Regions from separate parts of the Homo sapiens genome. Here region 1 is linked to region 2. The links are chromatin contacts, found by Hi-C in ENCODE. All regions are on one chromosome and are shown on one strand. Each heading gives the region's core, a stretch centred on a gene start or an enhancer-like site at or near the end of the contact. The rest is flanking DNA. Distances are from core to core; before and after follow the strand shown. Region 1 holds the start of TRIL (TLR4 interactor with leucine rich repeats). Region 2 has its middle 62 kb from the start of LINC03007.

What was found. A loop is a pair of places that touch in the nucleus more often than their neighbours do. Pooled maps may share reads with other maps.
Region 1: a loop to region 2 is called in a map of B cell, with 10 times the contacts of the local background. The contact joins the promoter of TRIL here to the enhancer-like site in region 2. A Hi-C loop is called at or near these places in 1 of 168 maps with a recorded cell type or tissue (B cell), 1 of 37 single-sample maps with no recorded cell type and 5 of 50 pooled maps.

The regions. Positions count from the first base shown.
Region 1 is chr7:28,956,737-28,959,932 of GRCh38, forward strand. TRIL (TLR4 interactor with leucine rich repeats) reads right to left here and starts at 1,594. Exons shown (of 1, transcript NM_014817.4): 1 at 1-1,594. The coding sequence starts at 1,310.
Region 2 is chr7:25,850,266-25,853,680 of GRCh38, forward strand. No RefSeq gene overlaps it. Among named protein-coding and RNA genes, the nearest start is that of LINC03007, 62 kb to the left of the region's middle. RefSeq lists a silencer at 1,534-1,583. Within about 2 kb of position 2,111, at least 14 of the 41 ENCODE cell types and tissues checked have a DNase peak (open chromatin) inside an H3K27ac peak, as active enhancers do.

The DNA.
Region 1 (3,196 bases), core at 344-2,843, 3.1 Mb after region 2:
CCTGCGGCCGTGGGTAGGGGCTGCCGCCTGCGGTCAGCGGTCAGGGAAGCTGAGGGCGAGGGATCCGCGCAGGATCCATTTTGCAGCTGCTGGTCATCCAGGTAATCCAGGTATTTGCCTCGCAGGGCCGGGGGGTGGCGACACTGCACGAAGACAGTGAGGAGCCGGCCCTGCGAGTGCCAGTCGCCCATCCAGCGCTTCAGGCCTCGCAGCCGGCAGTCGCAGGTCCAGCCGTTGCCGTCTAGATCCAGCCGATAAAGGGCTGGGCTGGCGGCGAAGATGTCCCCGGATAGGGCGCTGAGCGCGTTGTTGCGCAGGCTGAGCTCGCGCAGCCGGCCCAGGTGGCCGAAGGTGGCCGGGTGCAGGGCGGACAGCTCATTGCCGCTCAGGTCCAGCGCCTCCAGGCTGTGCAGAGGCTCCAGCAGCGCAGTTGGCAGCTGGCTCAGCCGATTACCCTCCAGGCGCAGCTCGCGCAGGGCCTCCAAGCCCCAAAAGGCCTCAGGCGCGAGGTGCGTGAGCTGGTTGCCCCTGAGCGAGAGCAGGCCGAGACGTGGCAGGTGCTGGAAGATGCGCGGCCCGAGGTGCTGCAGGTTGTTGGCCGAGAGGATGAGGGAGGAGAGGGAGCGCAGCGGTGCGAAGGTGGCCGCGTGGCGCAGGGAGGGCTGTAGCTCGTTGGCAGAGAGGTTGAGGAAGCGCAGCTTGCCTAGCTGGGCGAAGGCGTTCTTGCCCAGAAAGCGGATCCGGTTGGACTCCAGATGTAGGTAGAGCAGGTTGCCCAAGGGAGCGAAGACCGCGTCCGGCAGCGCCCCCAGGGCGTTCCCGTCCAGCCGCAGCTTGACTAGACTCTCCAGGCCCTCGAAGGAGCCGCGGCTTAGGCGGCTGATCTCGTTCCCGTTGGCGTAGAGGATGCGCAGCTTGCGCAGCGGGGCCAGCGTGCCCGGGGCGAGCGCCTGCAAGAGGTTGTTCCCCAGGTACAGCTCTTCCAGCCGCGAGAGCTTCTCGAAGGTCTTGGGGTGCAGAGAGCGGATCTGGTTGTACTGCAGGTCCAGCCGTCTGAGCTGCCCCAGACGGTGGAAGTCGAAGGCCGTGATGTTGGTTATGAAGTTGCCGCCGAGGCTGTAGGTGAGCACGTCGTGGGGGCTCGGCAGCGAGCTGGTCTTGGGCACTACGCGGAGCCCCCTGTTGGTGCACAGGAGATGCTGGGGATGCTGGCAGTCGCAGCGCTCCGGGCACACGGGCTCGGCCAGCGGCGGGAGCGCGAGGCAGCCGCACACCACGAGCAGGAGGCGCAAGGCGCGGGCAGCCTCCATCGCCTCCCGCCCTGCGTGCAGCGGCCGGATCGTCCTCTTGGCCCGCCGGCTCTGTGTCTCCTCTGCATTCCCCTTAGCCTGGCCAGAGTCGCTAAATGGCCTCTTTCGGACTTCGCAGCGCCGTCCAGCCCCTCCTCCGTCCTTTGTCCGGAGGCCGGCCCGGGTCTCTGCAGGCGGGCTTCGCCCGGCCAAGTCAGGCGGCGCGGGGCGCTCTGCAGACCCCGGGTACTACTTGTTGCATTTCTGTATAAAACTGTTTCTCCGGGTGCGCGTCGGCGGGCGGGAGGAGGGAGCAAGACCCGGCGCTTTTTGTTTGCAGCTGAGTCCGGAGAGCTGGATTCCCTGGCGCGGATTCTCCCAGCCGAGTGGATTCCCCAGCTGCAGGCGGGAGCCGTTCCAAGAGCTTCGCGGGGCGCGGCTTGGCAGCAGAGCCCCGGCTGCTCGGCCCCCGCAGACGGCACCTTCTCGCTCGCGGTCCCGGACGGGGAGGGCGGCTCCAGTGCAATAGCTCGGGGAGCACGCGGGCTGCGTCCGGAAGGGACCCAAGTCTGCGAGCGGAGAGCAAACGGGGCGGAAATTCGTTCTTCCCACACTCTGCCCGCGGGGACGCAGGCGGAGAAAGAGGAGACGGCAGAGGGAGGACAGACCCCGGCAGGGGGAGGAGGAAACACTAAGTGGCTCCGCGTCTGGTCAGCCCGGGCCCGGGATGCCAAGTGAGAAAAGTAGGGATTAAAAACAGCTGTACGGGCCGGACACGCTAGGCCGGGGGCGGGGGAGGATTACCGGGCTAGCAAACGGGATTTGCAGACAGAGACCTTTTTATTTTAGACGAGTACACCAGCCGCTTCTGAGCAGTGGGAGCGCGCCTGGCCTTCCTCGTTGTTAAGTCACTTGCTCTTCCAGGTGCCACCCTGCGGGAAGTTTGGGCAGCACGGAGTCCGCCAGCATTCTACAGGAAGTTTGGGGGAGCACAAGGTTGCCTGCAGAAGGCCATCAGAAGGGGGTAGGTGAACCCAGTCTGACAGTTGCTGCTTGGGTTTTGACGTCGTTGGACTAGTAGCTGAGGAGAGGCACCACCCCCTTTTAGGTGTCTGAAGGGAGTATTTACTCCATCCTGCTGTGGGCTAGAACATGAAGAAATCACAGAACTGGTTCTGCCAACATGAAAGTGTCTCTGCCACATTTTGGTGATTCAGTCGCATTAACTCTCCTACAGTAATAGAGCCCCTGGGGTAGGCTCTGCTCGTGTGCACATACATAATAACCTTCACAGATCCTAAGGTAAACGTTCCTTGCAGGGCCCTCCTGCTTTACGCCTGGACTTGCAGTGATCTTCAAAGTCTTTAGGCCCAAAAATGTTCAGGCCTGGCTCAGTTGGGGAAGCATTATTATTTATTATCTCTAGGGAATGGAGCATTTAATCAACGGCTCCTTTGGGATCAGCCCCTGCTGAGAATGAGAATACACAAGGAGGAGTTGTTAATTATTAATTATTGTTTCTTTATATAAACCATCTTGCTAAAAAATAAGGGCCCTTCCCCTATCCAAGGTGTTGAGAAAACGTAAGTTTTGAGGACGTACTCTGCAACAATGTGGAAAATTAAAGGAAAGATACAGATCCTCACCTGAAGACAATGACAATCTAGTGGGAAGGGCAATGAATGCATTGAAAGGTTAGATAATAATATAAGGCAGTAATAGAGAACACCACAAAAACAAAAATTATTTTTTTTGAGGTGGGATCTCACTCTGTTGCCCAGGCTGGAGTGCAGTGGCATAATCTCCGTTCAATGCAGCCATGACCTCCAGGGCTCAAGTGATCTGCCCACCTCAGCTTCCCTAATAGCTGGGACTAACAGGCCCTTGTCACAATGACCAGCTAATTT
Region 2 (3,415 bases), core at 861-3,360:
CAGCAGATTCCATTTCTTCATAAAAATAAAGTATTTTTCATCACAGAGGAATAACTTCAAGTTTTTCTTCAGGGATGAGAATCCAAAATCCTGACTCTGCCTGCCATGCTACTGAGCTGTCTCCATTTATCTCTCTGAAATTTTTTGGCTTACAGATTAAAGCATTAGAGGAAAAGAAACTATAAACATAAAAGAATAATAAAGATCATGATTTGTTTAATTTTTACATTCTTATTATTAAGACAGAATTTAGGAAGCAAAACTGCACTTTATCACTTTAAAATATACCCCCAAAATCACTACACTAAAGGCATTATAAAGGGTGACATTGTAAGAATATTTAATTGACATGATTTGGGAGGAAGGGCTGGCAGCACACAAGGAAGAATCGAATGTGAAAGAGAATTTGGTTAATTTTAAAATGTTATCCAAGTAATTACAGTCATTATACTTTCCTGCGGCGCAGCAAAGAAGTAAAAATATCAAGCTCTCCCGCAAATTTTCCAATATATACATACTGTTAAAACATACACATGTGCACACAAACACGTACAGTGAAACCAGATTTTGGAGTTTATCGCTTGCCAAGGTTCACCCCAGAGCAAATATTTACTGCGGAGTTACAAAATTTTCCTGAAGGAGAACCAAAATGGAAGCGTTTACATATGCTGCAAGTACTTTGTGTGCGCAGGGGCCACAAGAAAGATATAGTTTAATAAAAACATTTATGGATTTTGAAAGCAAACACAATCCAAGAGTCTTGCACATGTGGGAAAAGATGATATTCCAGCCTAACACGTTCTCTCTTGAAGATCTTTTGGCTGTTTGCAGTGAGCAAACCCCAGTTTCCTCTGGGGCCCCGCTAATCTATATTGTAAACCATTCTCAGGAAACAAATGAAAGAACCATCCGACACTGCCCTCGGAGACAGCGGCAGGGATGCGGCTCTGCTCTACAGGCAGACAGAAACTTCCCAGGATGGGCGAAGGTGGCTGCTGCATGAAGAACTGGGGTTCTCTAACCTAAACCTTCGCCACCTCCTCTTCCTATCAGGAGAATCTCTCTTAACTGATTTCCTCTGCATTCTCTCACCTCCCGGGCTACCTCCCACTTCACCATCGCAAAACGAACCCGATATTTGCAAAACTTAGGAAAAGACACACCGGCGTGCGGCCCACTGTTTCCATGCCTTTTGCCCCATGGCCTGAGAACCCACTGTATGCATGGCCTTAGAACCAAAGTTTTGCACTTCAAGTGAGCTTTGTTCACGTTCGCCCCATTTTGTTCTGCCATTAGGTCTTGCGGGTGCGCTAGCCTGCTCTTCATTAGTGCTTTTGTGCCTCATTCTTTATGAACCCCGGGCTGCATCCATCTACCTTAGCGCTAATGATCAAACGGGGGATCTTGAAATCACTCTGCGCAATTTACAAATCACACAAACTGGAAAAAGGAATTCACGCCAAATTGGACAAACTTTTGGAAAGGCCTTGTGGAGCCTTGCTCCTCTATCCTTGGGCTCTATTGCCCCCTGGTGGTTTCTCCGAGACAAACGCGGCCAGGGCTCAGCTCCGAGGCTCAGGTGTCCTGCCCTGCGGGCTGGAGCTGCTCTCTGGGACGCAGTGGGGCTGACTCGCGGGTGGGGAGGGAAGGAACCGGCAGTACGAAAATAAACGTGGAAGAAAAGGGAACTTGGGGACATTTGTCCGGCAAAAAGGGTTCAGGCTTCTCCACCTAAAACAAAAGAACATTAGAGCTGTACAAAAAAATGCGGAGATCCTAAAACAGCCCCCTCTTTCTACAGACGAGAAACTGAGGCACAGAGAGATGATGTGATTTGCCCAGTCACATCATCTGGTTGTTTATGGCTAATCTCACCAACCCTGGTCATGCTGCTTTTGGGGGATGACAGGGTTCGGGGCTCCAGGCGGCCGGGAAAGTGTGATGAGTTGGCCTTATTCTGTTGAAGACGCAAAGGAGTGATCAAATAAGGAAACCAGCAGCCTGGGAGATTTGTGTTCCAGGCCCCAGTGAACCCGTTACAGGGTGGGACTGGGTGGAGCAGCCTTCAGGCCGCCCCGGCCCCTCGTGGGAATGCGCCGCGCCCCCCGGACTCTGGAGCGGCCCGACCCTGCTTCCCAGGCCCCGGGCAGGCGGGCGGGCGAGACACAAAGCAGGCCCCGCGGGCGGTGCTCCGGGTTTCGCGAGGGCGGCGGTGCGCTTGATTGATGGATTCACGGCGTTTAACCCCCGCCGCCTCGCCGGAGGCGGCCGATCCAGCTGCGGCCGAGGGCCTAGGGTGGCCATGGGCCCGGCCCCCGCGTCCTCCGCGCCCCCGCCCCGGCTCGGGAGGGCTGCCCCCCGGGAGTGGAGAAAGGCTGATTTACAGCCGGCCGGCCGCACTCTTGCAAAATCACTGCGGCCGGGGAAACCCACTCCCAGGACTCAGCCCGGAAGAGGCCCTGAAGGGGAGCGGAGACTGGGCGCTGGGGTGGGGGCGGGGGCGCCGAGCCTCAACTTCCCGCGTCTGCTGGAAGCTTGCTCTGAGCGCCGGCTGCGGCGTTTTCCCGCCTTCTGCCCACGTTTTCGCCCGGGAGTGGGTTTCAGGAGAGCTGGGGACAGCGGCATCCCTCGCCCTGGGACCGTTGCCCCTGCGCCCGCCGCCCTGTGCCTGGGCCTTTGCACCCGGAGCGCCCCGCGCCCCAGCGCAGTCGTCCCCACGCGCCGGGATCGCCAAATTCCCACCTGGGGCCCGCCTTTACTGGGGGGCTGCAAAAGAGACTTAGAAGCAGAGATTCGGGAGGGGAGCTGATAGCTCCCGAGTCCTAAGCCACGCCTGGACAGCCCACAGGTCCCATCTCCATTTGTTTAAACACTTTTTGCCCCGTTTTCTGCAGGGCAGAAGACAAATATTAAGAGAGCAAGATTGTGCTTAGAAACTTAAGGTTCTCTTTTAAAAGACTCGTTCCTTCAGGTCTTCCTTCTTACCACCTAAGGGAAAAAAGTACCCCCTAAAATTCTTGCTTTACTTTTAGCAATTCTTACTTCAGTTTTACTATTGATACCCTCCGATCTTTTTCAAGAGGAAAAAAAAGCCAGATAGTGAAATAAAATAAGAAACGTATGGTTTCAACTTGAACTAACGAATCAGAAGTGTTGATTCTAAACTAAAAAGTGTTACTACTTTTTTTGCTTATATGTGCCTGGGTAGGATGAGTTTTCCTACAGCCTGCGAAGTTGGTCACTAGAAACAGGGGCTGGTGAAAATGTGCAGATTCTTGCCCTGCAGACACTAAGGATCTGGTGCTGGGCTAGAAAATTCACCCACAGTTAGGATGTCAGAGGGAGATATAAGTAAACGTCGGCACCCAACTCATTAGTTTCTGGCTAAATAAAAGTCAACCGACAGAGCACAAAA